Linked DNA regions of Homo sapiens: region 2 is linked to region 1. Evidence: read pairs that join two places in POLR2A ChIA-PET (ENCODE). Cell type or tissue: OCI-LY7. All regions are shown on one strand. Each heading gives the region's core, and the rest is flanking DNA. Links, peaks and the distances in the headings are about the cores only.

The links. Peaks named below come from ENCODE experiments on the same cell type or tissue, not always from the same donor. Only the 100,000 strongest peaks of a DNase experiment are listed, where the experiment ranks them.
Region 2: POLR2A ChIA-PET joins it to region 1 with 5 read pairs; 8 of 35 experiments call an interaction of 5 or more read pairs at or near these places.

What each region holds. Positions count from the first base shown.
Region 1 is chr12:56,652,362-56,660,808 of GRCh38, reverse strand. No RefSeq gene overlaps it. Among named protein-coding and RNA genes, the nearest start is that of ATP5F1B, 11 kb to the right of the region's middle. RefSeq lists a silencer at 138-338 and an enhancer at 2,793-2,842. In OCI-LY7, for the core only: no CTCF peak of the experiment used is centred there; no DNase peak of the experiment used is centred there.
Region 2 is chr12:56,744,868-56,751,564 of GRCh38, reverse strand. It overlaps PRIM1 (DNA primase subunit 1), which reads left to right. Exons shown (of 13, transcript NM_000946.3): 2 at 370-527; 3 at 4,533-4,639; 4 at 4,711-4,784; 5 at 5,384-5,520. Among named protein-coding and RNA genes, the nearest start is that of PRIM1, 4.1 kb to the left of the region's middle. In OCI-LY7, for the core only: no CTCF peak of the experiment used is centred there; DNase peaks (open chromatin) are centred at 1,584 and 2,024; H3K4me3 peaks cover 2,195 bases; H3K27ac peaks cover 2,235 bases.

The DNA.
Region 1 (8,447 bases), core at 2,220-6,219:
TTCTCCTGCCTCAGCCTTCCGAGTAGCTGGGACTACAGGCGTGTGCCACCATGCCCAGCTAATTTTTATATTTTTACTAGAGATGGGGTTTCACCATGTTGGCCAGGCTGATCTGTGGGTTTCATTTAAACATTGACCACAATTAAATGTTGAATGTCTATTCCTGCTAGTAAAAAGCGTCGTATATCGCCACCAAATATCTTTCCCTCAACACAGTATGGTGAAATACATTTCAGAAATACCATAGCATGAGTAATGTTTTGCAGGTGGATTTGGAGGTAAAGAAACAAGTTTGTGCAGTAATTCAAGTGGTAAGAGATGAAGGGCTAAATTTAGGCAATGGTAATGGGATCTGGAATCCAGGTATATGTAGGTGGTCAAATAAGGCTTGGTGACAACTCATTTAAGATATTGCCAGGCTTGGCCGGGTGCGGTGGCTCACGCTTGTAATCCCAGCACTTTGGGAGGCCGAGGCGGGCAGATCATGAGGTTAGGAGTTGGAGACCAGCCTGGCCAACACAGTGAAATGCTGTCTCTACTAAAAATACAAAAATTAGCTGGGCATGGTGGCATGCGCCTGTAATCCCAGCTACTCAGGAGGCTGAGGCAGGAGAATTGCTTGAACCCAGGAGGTGGAGGTTGCAGTGAGCTGAGATCAAGCCACTGCACTCCAGCCCACGGGACAGAACTAGACTCCATCTCAAAAAGAAAAAAATAATGATATTGCCAGGCTTGCTTTGCTCTTCCCAGATAGTCTAAAGTGACAAATCATTTGTTCGCAAGTTGTATTGTCAGTCTGGGTAATTTCATTGTTCATGTGAAGAACTTATCCAGAACTCACTCCTAAATTATTTATTTATTTATTTATTTAGACACGGAGTCACTTTTTGACATGGAGGCATGATCTCGGCTCACTGCAGCCTGTTTCCCAGGTTCAAGCGATCCTTCTGCCTCAGCTCTCTGAGTAGCTGGGATTACAGCCATGTGCCACCACTCCTGGCTAATTTTTGTATTTTTAGTAGAGATGGGGTTTCACCTGGTTGGCCAAGCTGGTCTCAAACGCCTGACCTCAAGTGATCCACCCACCTCAGCCTCCCAAAGTGCTGGGATTACAGGATTGAGCCATTGTGCCAGGCCAATCCTGAATTTCTTTTCTTTTCTTTTTTTTTTTTTTTTTTGAGACGGAGTTTTGCTCTTGTTGCCCAGGCTGGAGTGCAGTGGCGTAATCTCAGCTCACTGCAACCTCCATCTCCCAGGTTCAAGAGATTCTCCTGCCTCAGCCTTCCCAAGTAGCTGGGATTATAGGCATGCGCCACCAAGCCCAGCTAATATTGTATTTTTAGTAGAGATGGGGTTTCTCTGTGTGGGTCGGGCTGGTCTCAAACTCCCGACCTCAGGTGATCTGCCCACCTTGGCCTCCCAAAGTGCTGGGATTACAGGCGTGAGCTACCCTGCCCAGCCCCAATCCTAAATTTCTTAATCTCAAATCCAATGGCCTTCAGTTGAGTACTTAGCAACCCATTCCCATTATGTATCTCATCATCATGAGTGAAAGAACTGCAAAGCTGCTTATACTACAACTAAGTGTCATGCAGTCTAACTGCCCCTCAACCACTGTTCCTTCTCTGGCCTCACAGCTAATTAGCCTTTATAGCTTTAGTTACTTCCCTATTTCTATTGCGCTGTGATTCATCTTGAACCTATTCTCAAACAATCAAAATCATGGAGTTTTTTGTGATAATGTGGATTCCTAGGTCTTATCTCTGAGATAAGCTTGTCCATGTGGGGCCAGGGATTTGGAATATTATTGATAACTAGAAACCAGTGATTCCTAAAATGTGATCCCCAGACTAGCAGGATTAGTTTTGCCTAGGAACTCATTAGAAATACAAATTCTGGCCCCCAAATAGACCTACTAAATCAGAAACTTTGGAGGTGGGGTCAAGTGATCTGTCAAGCCTCTCCGGGTGATTCTGATGTATGCCAAAGTCTCATTACTGTTTTGGATCTAAAACGTAGGTTCTCATTCGGTTGGTCCTACTGAGATAGCCATGTGCAGTGTGATGTTTTGTGATGAAGGAAATGTTCCATATATCCAGTGTCCGATAGGTAACTACTAGCCAAATAGAGCTACTGAGGACCTGAAAAGCTAGTGCAATTAAGAAATGATTTTTAAATAAAAATCATTACAGGCCAGGTGCGGTGGCTCACGCCTATAATCCCAGCACTTTGGGAGGCCAAGGTGGGCAGATCACGAGGTCAGGAGTTCGACACCAGCCTGGCCAATATGGCAAAACCCTGTCTCTACTAAAAATACAAAAATTAGCTGGGCGTGGTGGTGTGCACCTGTGGTCCCAGCTGCTCGGGAGGCTGAGGCAGAGGAGTCGCTTGGACCCGGCAGGCAGAGGTTTTGGTGAAAAGAGATCGTGCCACTGCACCCTGGGCAACATAGCATGACTCCGTCTCAAAAAAAAAAAAAAAACCATTACATTAAATCTTACTAAATTTAAATAATCCAGTTTGGGCACCATGGCTCACACCTGTAATCCCAACTCTTTGGGAAGCCAAGGCCTGAGCTCAGGAGGGAGACCAGCCTGGGCAATATGGTGAAACCCCATCTCTACAAAAAAAAAAAAAAAAAAAAAACCATGGTGTGGTGGTGCATGCCTGTGATCCCAGCTACTCTAGAGGCTGAGGTGGGAGGATCCTTGAGCCTGGGAGACAGAGATTGTAGTGAGCTGAGATCATGCCACTGAACTCCAATCTGGGTGACAGAGACCCTGTCTCAAAAAACAAAACAAAAATTTTTAAATAATCCTATATGGTTAGTTACTACCATATTAGATAGTGCAGAGTTTGATGATACTGACGTAGGTGGTTTCAGGTCCACTGATGATTCATTAACCAAATTCTTACTTGCCTAAGATGATATGGGGAAATCCAAGCATGATAAATTTGGATACTACAGAGAAAATTAACATCAAAAATTACATAGGTCAATGTGCCAGGCACAGTACCTCACGCCTGTAATCCCAGCACTTTGGGAAGCCAAGGCAGGTGGATTGCTAGAGCCCAGGAATTCCAGACCAGCCTGGACAATATGGTAAAACCCCCTCTCTACTAAAAACAAAAAATTAGCCTGGCATGGTGGCACAAACCTGTAATCCCAGCTACTCGGGAGTCTGAGGCATGAGAATCATGTGAACCCAGAGGGTAGAGGTTGCAGTGATCTGAGATCGTGCCACCATACTCCAGTCTGGACAACAGAGTGAGACTCCATCTCAGAAAAGTCGCCTGGCGAGGTGGTTTATGCCTGTAATCCCAGCACTTTGGGAGGCCAAGGCAGGTGGATCACTTGAGGTCAGGAGTTTGAGACCAGCCTGCCCAACAGGATGAAACCCCATCTCTACTAAAAATACAAAAATTAGCCGGGGATGGTAGTGGGCACCTGTTATCCCAGCTACTCGGGAGGCTGAGGCAGGAGAATCATTTGAACCAGGGAGGTGGAGATTGCAGTGAGCCGAGATCCCACCACTGCATTCCAGTTTGGGCAAAAGAGCAAGACATTGTCTCACAAATAAATAAATAAATAAATAAATAAGCCTGGGTGAGGTGGCTCATGCCTATAATCCCAGCACTTTGGGTGGCCGAGGCGGGCAGATAACGAGGTCAGGAGTTCAAGACCAGCCTGGCCAACATAGTGAAACCCCGTCTCTACTAAAAATACAAAAATTAGCCATGCATGGTGCTGCATGCCTGTAGTCCCATCTACTTGGGAGGCTGAGGCAGGAGAATTGCTTGAACCCAGGAGGCAGAGGTTGTGGTGAGCCGAAACTGCGCTTCTGCACTCCAGCCTGGGCAACAGAGTGAGACTCCATCTCAAAAAATAATAATAATAAAAATTAACAGGCCAGGCGCAGTGGCTCATGCCTGTAATCCCAGAACTTTGGGAGGCCGAGACAGGTGGGTTACGAGGTCAGGAGATCGAGACCATCCTGGCTAACATGGTGAAACCCCGTCTCTACTAAAAATACAAAATATTAGCCGGGCGTGGTGGCGAGCACCTGTAGTCCCAGCTACTCGGGAGGCTGAGGCCGGAGAATGGTGTGAACCCAGGAGGTGGAGCTTGCAGTGAGCCTAGATAGTGCCACTGCATTCCAGCCTGGGTGACAGAGCGAGACTCCGTCTCAAAAAAATAAAAAATAAATAAATAATAGGTCAAAACATACCACTAAATTAAAAGATAACATTAGAAGAAAACATTTACAACATGCTTAACAAAGCATTTGAAGAACACTTAATCATGACAAGCCAAAAGGAAAAAATTGACAAAAGATGGAAACAAGTAATTAACTGAAGATATACAACTGACCAACAAACATGAAAATATTCCATCTTACTAGCCATTAGAGCTGAGCGTGGTGGCTCATGCCTGTCATCTCAACACTTTGGAAGGCCAAGGAAGATGGATTGCTTGAGCTACCCCCGTCCCACCACCAGACTTGAAGGTAGCCATGGGCAATATGTTGAAACCCCCCCTTTTTTTTTTTTTTTGAGACAGAGTTTCGCTCTCATTGCCCAGGCTGGAGTGCAGTGACATGATCTTGGCTCACTGCAACCTCCACCTTATGGTGGTTTCAAGCGATTCTCCTGCCTCAGCCTCCCAAGTAGCTGGGACTACAGGCACACACCACCATGCCCAGCTAATTTTTTGTATTTTTAGTAGAGACGGGGTTTCACCATGTTTGTCAGGATGGTCTCGATCTCTTGACCTTGTGATCCGCCCACCTCAGCCTCCCAAAGTGCTGGAATTACAGGCGTGAGCCACCATGCCCAGCCAAAACCCTGTCTTTACAAAAATTAGCAGGGCCTGATGGTGTGTGCATATGACTGGTCCCAGCTACTCGGGAGGCAGAGGTGGGAGGATTACTTGAGCCTGGGAGGTTCTAGTTCAAGAACTACTTGAACCCAGGAGGCGAAGGCTGCAGTGAGCCGTAATCACTCCACTGTACTGCAGCCTGGGAGACAGAGCAAGACCCTGTCTAAAAAAAAAAAAAAAAAGTGGCTCATGCCTGTAATCCCAGCACTTTGGGAGGCCAAGGCAGGCAGATCATCTGAGGTCGGGAGTTCAAGACCAGCCTGGCCAATATGGTGAAACCCCTTCTCTACTAAAAATACAAAAAAATTAGCCAGGCATTGTGGCGGGAGCCTGTAGTCCCAGCTACTCATGAGGCTGAGGCAGGAGAATCACTTGAACCTAGGAGGCAGAGGTTTCAGTGAGCCAAGATCGCACCACTGCACTCCAGCCTGGGTGACAGATCAAGACTCCGTCTCAAAAAAAGTTAATTAAGTCAATAATTTCATTATATTAGCCACCTTTAAAAATAAAGTTTTGGCAAAGATGCTGGGAACCTGGTAAATTAGCAAGATGGTTTGCGAAGGCAATTTGGCAGAATCTTATTTAAGTGAGCATATTTTAAGCCAACATGTTTAGGAATATGTATTAAAGGAGTACTAGGGTCAGGCACGGTGGTTCATGCCTGTAATCCCAGCACTTTGGGAGGCTGAGACAGGCGGATCATGAGGTCAGGAGTTCGAGACCAGCCTGGCCAACATGGTGAAACCCCCGTCTCTACTAAAAATACAAAAATTAGCTGGGCCTGGTGGCATGTGCCTGTAATCCCAGCTATTTGGGAGGCTGAGGCAGGAGAATTGCTTGAACCTGGGAGGTGGAGGTTGCAGTGAGCAACCTTTTTGTCACCAGGGACCGGTTTTGTGGAAGACAATTTTTCCATGGATGGGGGTGGGGGATATGGTTCATGAAATAATTATACAACTGACCATAATGTAGAATCAGTGGGAGCCTTGAGCTTGTTTTCCTGCAACTAGACAGTCCCATCTTAGGGTGATGAGAGACAGTGTCAGATCATCAGGCATTAGATTCTCATAAGGAGTGTGCAACCTAGATCCCTTGCTTGCTCGGTTAACAATAGGGTTTCCGGCAGGGCACGGTGACTCACGCCTGTAATCCCAGCACTTTGGGAGGCTGAGGCGGGTGGATCACAAGGTGAGGAGATCGAGACCATCCTGGCTAACATGGTGAAACCCTGTCTGTACTAAAAAAAAATACAAAAAAATTAGCCAGGCGTGGTGGCGGGTGCCTGTAGTTCCAGCTACTCCAGAGGCTGAGGCAGGAGAATGGCATGAACTCAGGAGGCAGAGCTTGCAGAGAGCTGAGACCATGCCACTGCACTCCAGCCTGGGCGACAGAGCGAGACTCTGTCTCAAAAAAAAAAAACAAAAAACAAAACAAAAAACAACAATAGGGTATCAGGGGAACCAGCCCCTAATATTTCAACATAGGTTCTTTTCTATTTTCCCTAAGTGTCAGCCGGTCTGAGAAATAAAGGGAAAGAGTACAAAAGAGAGCAATTTTAAAGCTGGGTGTCCGGGGGAGACATCACATGTCAGCAGGATCCGTGATGCCCCCTGAGTTGCAAAACCAGCAAGTTTTTATTATGGATTTCAAAAGGGGAGGGGTGTACGAATAGGGTGTGGGTCACAGAGATCACATGCTTCAAGAGCAATAAAATATCACAAGGCAAATAGGGGCAGAGTGAGGTCACAGGACCAGGGCAAAATTAGAATTGCTGATGAAGTTTCATGTCCCACTGGGCACACATTGTCATTGATAACATCTTATCAGGAGACAGGGTTTGAGAGCAGACAACCGATCTGACTAAAATTTACTAGGCAGGAATTTCCTAATCCTAATAAGCCTGGGGGTGCTACAGGAGACCAGGGCTTATTTCATCCCTTATCTATAACCATATAAGACACACACTCCCAGAGCGGCCATTTTAGAGACCTCCCCCTGGGAATGCATTCTCTTTCTCAGGGCTGTTCCTTGCTGAGAAAAATAACTCAGCGGTATTACTCCTATTCGCTTTTGTAAGAAGAGAAACATGACTCTGTTCTGTCCGGCCCCACAGGCAGTCAGGCCCAATGGTTATCTCCCTTGTTCCCTGAAAATCGCAGCCATCCTGTTCCTTTTGGATGTCCAGATTTCATATTGTTCAAACACACATGCTCTACAAACAATCTGTGCAGATAATGCAATTATCACAGGATCCTGAGGCAACATACATCCTCAGCTTATGAAGATGACGGGATTAAGAGATTAAAGACAGGCATAGGAAATTATAAGAGTATTGATTGGGGAAGTGATAAATGTACATGAAATCTTCACAATTTCTGTTCAGAGATTGCAGTAAAAACAGGCGTAAGAAATTATAAAAGTATTAATTTGGGGAACTAATAAATGTCCATGAAATCTTCACAATTTATGTTCTGCTGTGGCTTCAGCCGGTCCCTCCGTTTGGGGTCCCTGACTTCCCGCAACAATAGGGTTTCCATTTTTATGAGAATCTAATGCCATCACTGATCTGACAGGAGGCAGAATTCAGGTGGTAACGTGAGCAGTGGGGAGAAGCTGTAAATACAGATGAAGCTTTGGTCACTCGACCACAACTCTCCTCCTGCTGTGTGGCCTGGTTCCTAACAGGCCATGGACGGGTACTGGTCTGTGGCCCAGGCACTGGGGAACCCTGCATTATATGTATATGAAACAGAAAGTGAGTGGAATGTATGCAAAAAGTTTTTTCAATGGTCATTTTTGGGAAGGACAGTGGAAGTTTTGGAAGTAATGGTGAAAGAACTCATCCTGTACACCTAGAATATGTTCATATGTTACTTGTGTAATAAATAGTGCTTCCAAATTGTGACCTAAGAAAGGAATATTGGATTTCTGAAAGAGAATATTTCAACTTGGGAATGGCTGTGGAAGTAGGCTGCTTATGTGAAATGGGAATGTGAAAAACTAATTGGAATTGAAGTGGTTGAGGATCTCTGAAGCCAGGGCATTGAATGGGTTCTTTTCGTGGAATTTGAAATAATCCGGGATGATTGTCAAGAAATGTAGTAGAGACCAAAAAAACACATTCCACCAATTACCAGAGTACTGGAAGGATGTGGGGGTATGACCAATGTGGATAGCAGTAATGAAAGGATTTGGTGGAAAATGTAATTTTCACTTCAAGATGAATTTTAAATTACAGAGCACAGTCATTTGGAATTAACTTCAGATAAGAAACCAGATTGGGTGGGTCTGTGTGGTTCCTATTCCCCTGTGAAAAATAACTTGTACTTTTTTTTTTTTTTTCCATTCAGGTTCCATTTATTTTTGACATTTTTACATAACCATCCTTGCAGGGGTAACTCCTGCATCACTCTAGAACTTCAGGTTCCGTCCCTCTCCCTCTCCCTCTCCCCCTCCCCTCCCCCTCCCCTCCCCCTCCCCCTCCCCCTCCCCTTCCCTCTCTCCATGGTCTCCCTCTGAAGCCGAGCCGAGGTTGGACTGCACTGCCGCCATCTCGGCTCACTGCAAC
Region 2 (6,697 bases), core at 373-4,372, 93 kb before region 1:
CCTATAATCCCAGCACTTTGGAAAGCCGAGGAGGACGGATTACCTGAGGTCAGGAATTCGAGACCAGCCTGGCCAACATGGTGAAACCCCGTTTCTACAAAAAATACAAAAATTATCTGGGCATGGTGGGTCGCATGCCTGTAGTCCCAGCTACAGCCTCGGGAGGCTGAGGTGGTAGGATCCCTTGAACCCGGGAGGCGGAGGTTGCAGTGAGCCTTTATCGAGCCACTGCACTCCAGTCTGGGCGACAGAGCAGGAAGCAAGCAAGATTCCCTCACCGAAAAAAAAAACTTCTCATTGGCTAAAATTATAATGCCCTGAGCCAAATAAAGTAGCAAATTAACTTTAAAATGTACATTTATTTTGCAGTGATAAAGAATTACTTTCAACACCGTGAATTTTCATTCACATTGAAAGATGATATTTACATTCGCTACCAATCCTTCAACAACCAGAGTGATCTGGAAAAGGAGATGCAGAAAATGAATCCATACAAGATTGATATAGGCGCAGTATATTCTCACAGAGTAAGAAATCTTTTTTTAATATATTTTGTTGTTTTATTTTGTAAACCAAGAATGGGTTGATTCCTCTTGCGTTTTGAGATTAAATTTTTAGAGTTTATTCTAGATGAAAAGCCACTTTTTAATTGTTTGGCAAGTGATTAATCCTTTTTTGTTCTTTGACGTTCTGCATTACTGATGAAATCATTTGGGAGTGAATTGGTTGCATTTTTACTAGGACAAAAAAAATTGAGTATCTAGCTACTAGGAAGAGGAAGTCGACATGATTTAGGAAAGGGAAATAATTAGCCGGGCGTGGTGGTACGCGCCTGTAATCCCAGCTACTGAGGAGGCTGAGGCAGGAGAATCGCTTGAACCCGGGAGGTGGAGGTTGCAGTGAGCCAAGATCGCGCCATTGCACTCCAGTCTGGGCGACAGAGCGAGACTTGGCCTCAAAAAAAAAAAAAAAGAGGGAAATAAAAGAGAATTACATTCTCTTCCACCATGGAAGTTATTCTTTTTTTCTTTTAATTGTTTATTTTTATTGAGGTCAAATATACATATAAAACTTATTATCTTTACCACGTTTAAGTGTACAGTTCAGTCATAATAAACATTTATATTCTTTTTCCTTCATACCCCTGGAGTTATTCTTGATTCCTCTCTTTCTCACATTCCCATACCCATTCTATTAGGAAATCCCTTTGGCTCTACCATAAGTGTATCTAAAATCCAGCCACTACTACCAGTGCTACCAACATTATCATCTCATCTGAATTACTGTAAAAACCTCCTAACAGTTTGCCTTTGTAGAATCTAGAGTCCATTGTCAATACAGAAGCTAGAGTAATCCTTTTAAAACAACTCAGAATCTGTGATTCCTCTGCTGAAAACATTCTCTGGTGGCTGCTCATTTCACTGACTAAAAGTCCTTCTCTCCCCCTCATTCATTCCTGCCACACTGACCCTTGCTCAAGCTGTTTCCACTGCCTAAAACCCATTTCTATACTTGGTTCATCCCCTCACCTCCTTCAAATCTTTGCTCAAATAGCACCTTCTCAGTGAGGTCTACTAAAACCTGCCACTCCTCCCACCCCCTGCCACTGGTATATTCTAAGTACCCTAGAAGAGTGCCTGGCAAGAGACAGTACACTATAAATATTTGTTGAGTGAATGAACAAACCAAAATTGCCCTTCTTCCCCTTCTCAAATATATACACTGGTGGGTGGAGGGAATACATACATAGCATAATAGCTTTTATGTGGAGTTTTTCATGTTATATAACTTGTTACTTGTATCAATCCTCATTCTTTTTACAAAGGAGGAAACAGGCCCAGAGAACTTGAATAGTTTGCACAAGCTCACACACAATTTCTAAATGATAGAGCTGGCACTTAAACCCAGGGTTTCTGACTCTAAATCCCAGACCCGTCTCTCATCATCAAAGTAAGGGGAGAAGAGGTAATAAAAGGCAGGCAGAAAAAAATACTTTGGAGTTGTTTTACTTCCCCTTTATAGGTTGAGAATAAAACTGAAAATGAACTTCTAAGAAGGGTTAGGGTGCCACTCTCTACTTCCTTCTCCTTAATTTCTAAAGGGAGAAAACGTCTCATTTTTTTCTTGGGCCAAGACAGAAGCATCTATAGACCTTTATTTACTTTTTGTGTTTTGTTTTGTGATTTTTGTCAGTTATGTATGCACATGGTTTACAAAATCAAGTACTTCTATTCGGCTTTTAAAAAATCTGCTACCAGGCTGGGCCGGTGGTTCACACCTGTAACTCTAGCACTTTGAGAGGCTGAGGCGAGCAGATAACTTGAGGTCAGGAGTTCAAGACCAGCCTGGCCAACATGGTAAAACTCTGTCTCTACCAAAAAATACAAAAACAGCCGGGCACGGTGGCACATGCCTACAGTCCCAGCTACTCAGGAGGCTGAGGCAGGAGAATTGCTTGAACCCGGTAGGTGGAGGTTGCAGTGGGTCAAGATCACGCCACTGCACTCCAGCCTGGGCGACAGAGTGAGACCCTGTCTAAAAAAAATTCTGCTACCCTTCCCCCTCATTTTTTGCTACCCAGAAGCAACTACTTTCTTTCTTTCTTTTGTTGAGACAAGTCTAGCTCTCTTGCCCAGGCTGGAGTGCAGTGGCTAGTCTCAGCTCACTGCAATTTCTGCCTCCCGGTTTCAAGTGATTCTCCCACCTCAGCTTCCCGGGTAGCTGGGATTATAGGCGCATACCACCACACTTGTCTAATTTTTGTGTTTTTTAGTAGAGACGGGGTTTTGCCATGTTGGCCAGGCTGGTCACGAACTCCTGACCTCAAGTGATCCACCCGCCTTGGCCTCCCAAAATGCTGGGATTACAAGCATGAGCTACCACACCCAGACCCAGAAGCAACCACTTTCTTTTAGCTAAAGCTTTTTTTTTTTTTTTTGAGACAGAGTCTCGCTCTGTCATCCAGGCTGGAGTGCAGTGGCATGATCTCGGCTCACTGCAGCCTCCGCCTCCCGGGTTCAAGCGATTCTCCTGCCTCACCCTCCCGAGTAGCTGGGATTACAGGTGTGTGCCACCACGCCTGGCTAATTTTTTGTATTTTTAGTAGAGACGGGGTTTCACCATGTTAGCCAGGTTGGTCTCGATCTCCTGACCTCGTGATCTGCCCGCCTCAGCCTCCCAAAGTGCTGAGATTACAGTCGTGAGCCACTGCGCCCAGCCCTGTTCAGATTATTTAGAGAGAAATCTTCTAGCTTCCTGCCTGAGTTGGTAGTGGAAGAGTACAGAAGTGGGTGGAAAGGGCTGGGTCTTAACATTCCACATATAAATGTCTAATTATTCCCCTAATATCAATTTGTAATATCAATACAACACACTCTTCAATTGTACTTGTTGTCCAAGTCCAGGGACCTTCTGTTTTATGCTCTCTGGAAAATAATTCAGGTGTCTTCTGCCAGGGAAATGAAAGAGCAGTCACCTAGCTCTGCAAGCTAAGTGTACGAATCTGGGTAGCTAACTGCTTCTTAACTATGCTTTGAACCAATCCTCCTTTTTTTTTTCCTTCAGTCAAGGGTGGCCTTGAAAAATCTTCCTGTTTTTCATCTCAGCTTCACTAAACACGCACTTACTCATTCCAACAATACCTGGTATCACCTATCCCTGAGCCTTTTGGGGGTTCTGAGGTATAAATTGGGTTGCGCCTCTTATCTTTCCTTACTGACAGCCTAAGATTTAGTTTTATGAATCTCCTCAGTAATCACTCCCTTCTGACTTACAGTTATAAAAACTTATGGTGGAATTAACCTCTCAGGTTCTTTTTTTTGAGACAGAGTCTCGCTCTGTCACCCAGGCTGGAGTGCAGTGGCGTGATCTTGACTCACAGCAACTTCCACCTCCCGGGTTCAATGATACTCCTGCTTCAGCTTCCCAAGTAGCTGGGACTACAGGCATATGCCATCACACCCGGCTATTTTTTGTATCTTTAGTAGGGAGACAGTTTCACCATATTGGCCAGGCTGGTTTCAAACTCCTGACCTCAAGTGATCTGCCCGCCTCAGCCTCTCAAAGTGCTGGGATTACAGGCATGAGCCACTGTGCCCAGCTTCTCATAGCCTCTTTATAATAAAGTCTCAATTCAAACTAATTGGGGAGATCTTTTTGAATTATTGAAAAATTTTTAAATACTTCTATGTATGGTAACAAGTAAAGGTTCTTAAAACACCTTGCAATAGGCCATTATTTGTATACGTTCCCTTGTCAGAAAACTAAAAACAGCTTTATTATTATCCTTATTGACCAACAAACATTTATGATGGATATGTATTCATTAAACCCTGCTTTAAGTTGGTGAAAGTTAAGACTCTCATCAATAGTGTATGTGTAAGATCCAAAATAATGAACTTTCACTGTCATAAAGTTGGCATTATATAGTCTCTTTATTTCTGTTTGGCAACTTTTTCCATATGTGTAGAAAATAAGCAGATTTAGCAGTGTGGCAGCTCTTATAGAAACTGATCAATATTTTGTATCTGTAGCCCAATCAACACAATACAGTGAAGCTGGGAGCTTTCCAGGCTCAGGAAAAAGAACTGGTATTTGACATTGACATGACAGACTATGACGATGTGAGGAGATGTTGTAGGTGAGCACTGTGTGTCTTGCTGTTAGGGTGGGTGGTATCACTGACAATGAGTAATGATGACTCTGCTTTAGTTCTGCAGACATATGTCCTAAGTGCTGGACCCTCATGACAATGGCCATACGCATCATTGACAGAGCATTGAAGGGCAAGTATCAGCAGTTTCTGAATGGGGTCAAGTGTAAGAATCGGTTTTCCTCTGACTACTATTAACTATTAGTCTCTGTATTTTGTGATCAAATCTCATTAATTTGTGTGTGTGTGTGTGTGTGTGTGTGTGTGTGTGTGTGTGTGTGTGTGTGACGAGTCTCACTCTGTCAGCCAGGCTGGAGTGCAGTGGTACAATGTCGGCTCACTGCAACCTCTGCCTCCTGGGTTCAAGTGATTCTCCTGCCTCAGCCTCCTGAGTAGCTGGGACTACAGGCGCACGCCACCACGCCCAGTTAATTTTTGTATTTTTAGTAGAGGCAGCGTTTCACCATGTTGGTCAGGCTGGTCTCGAACTCCTGACCTCGTGATCTGCCCACCTCGGCCTCCCAGAGTGCTGGGATTACAGGCGTGAGCTACCACACCTGGCCTAATAAAATAGTTTTTTAAAAAAGAAAGAAATTCCCAGCAGAGAGACCAGGATGGGTAAAGAGATGAAGCAAGAACATGGGGAGCACAGGAAACAACAAGTAATTTAATATACATTAATTAAGGAGTTTATAGATTTGTTTTAAAACCTATTATTTCTCTCTTCCTCAGAGGACTTTGGATTTAAGCATCGTCTCTGGGTATATTCTGGAAGGAGAGGTGTTCATTGTTGGGTCTGTGATGAATCAGTTAGAAAACTGTCTTCTGCAGTACGTTCTGGGATAGTTGAGTATTTGAGCCTTGTAAAGGTAAGATCCTCTTAATTCTAATTTGCATTGCTTTAGTTTCTAGATGTTACCAAGCCTGATATGTTTACTGTCAAAGAAAATGAAACTATCTTTTTTTTTTTTTTTTGAGATGGACTCTCACTCTGTTGCCCAGGCTGGACTGCAATGGCATGATCTTGGCTCACTGCAAGCTCTGCTTCCTGGGTCCAAGCAATTCTCCTGCCTCAGCCTCCCGAGTAGCTGGGACTACAGGCTCCTGCCACTGTGCCCAGCTAAATTTTGTATTTTTAGTAAAGACTGGGTTTCGCCATGTTGGCCAGGCTGGCCTAGAACTCCTAGCCTCAGGTGATTCACCCACCTCAGCCTCCCAAAGTGCTGGGATTACAGACATGAGCCACCACACTGGCCTAAAACTTATCTTTAATGGCATTCACATTGCAGAGTAAATGATCTTACCAATAGATCATTTAAAGTCATAGTAGCTACATGTTTTAAGATATTTCATTTTATTTTGCTATAAATATCTTGCTTTGTGGCATATGTAAAATAATAGATAAAATAGATTTATTATATATAAAATAATAGAACATGTTAAAGTTTGGTTTTGGTTTTGGTTTGTTTTTTTGGTTTTTTTTGTTTTGTTTTGTTTTGTTTTGAGACACGGTCTCACCCTGTCACCCAGGCTGGAGTACGGTAACGTGACCACAGCTCACTGCAGCCTTGACCTCCTGGTCTCAAGTGACCCTTCTACCTCAGCCTCCTGAGTAGCTGGGACTAAAGGCATGCGCCACCACGCCCAGCCAATTTTTTAATTTTTGCAGAAACAAGGTCTCACTATATTGCCCAGGGTGTTCTTGAACTCCTAAACTCAAACTATCCTCCCACTTCAGGCTCCCAAAATGCTGAGATTACAGGTGTGAGCCACTACATCCAGCCTACAAATTTTTTTTTTTTTTTTTGAGACGGAGTCTTGCTCTGTTACCCAGGCTGGAGTGCAGTGGCGCTATCTTGGCTCACCACAACCTCCGCGTCCCGGGTTCAAGCAATTCTCCTGTCTCAGCCTCCCAAGTAGCTGGGATTACAGGCACTTGCCACCACACCCGGCTAATTTTTGTATTTAGCCAGGCGTGTTGGCAGGTGGAAACAGGGTTTCATCATATTGGTCAGGCTGGTCTCGAACTCCTGACCTCAGGTGATC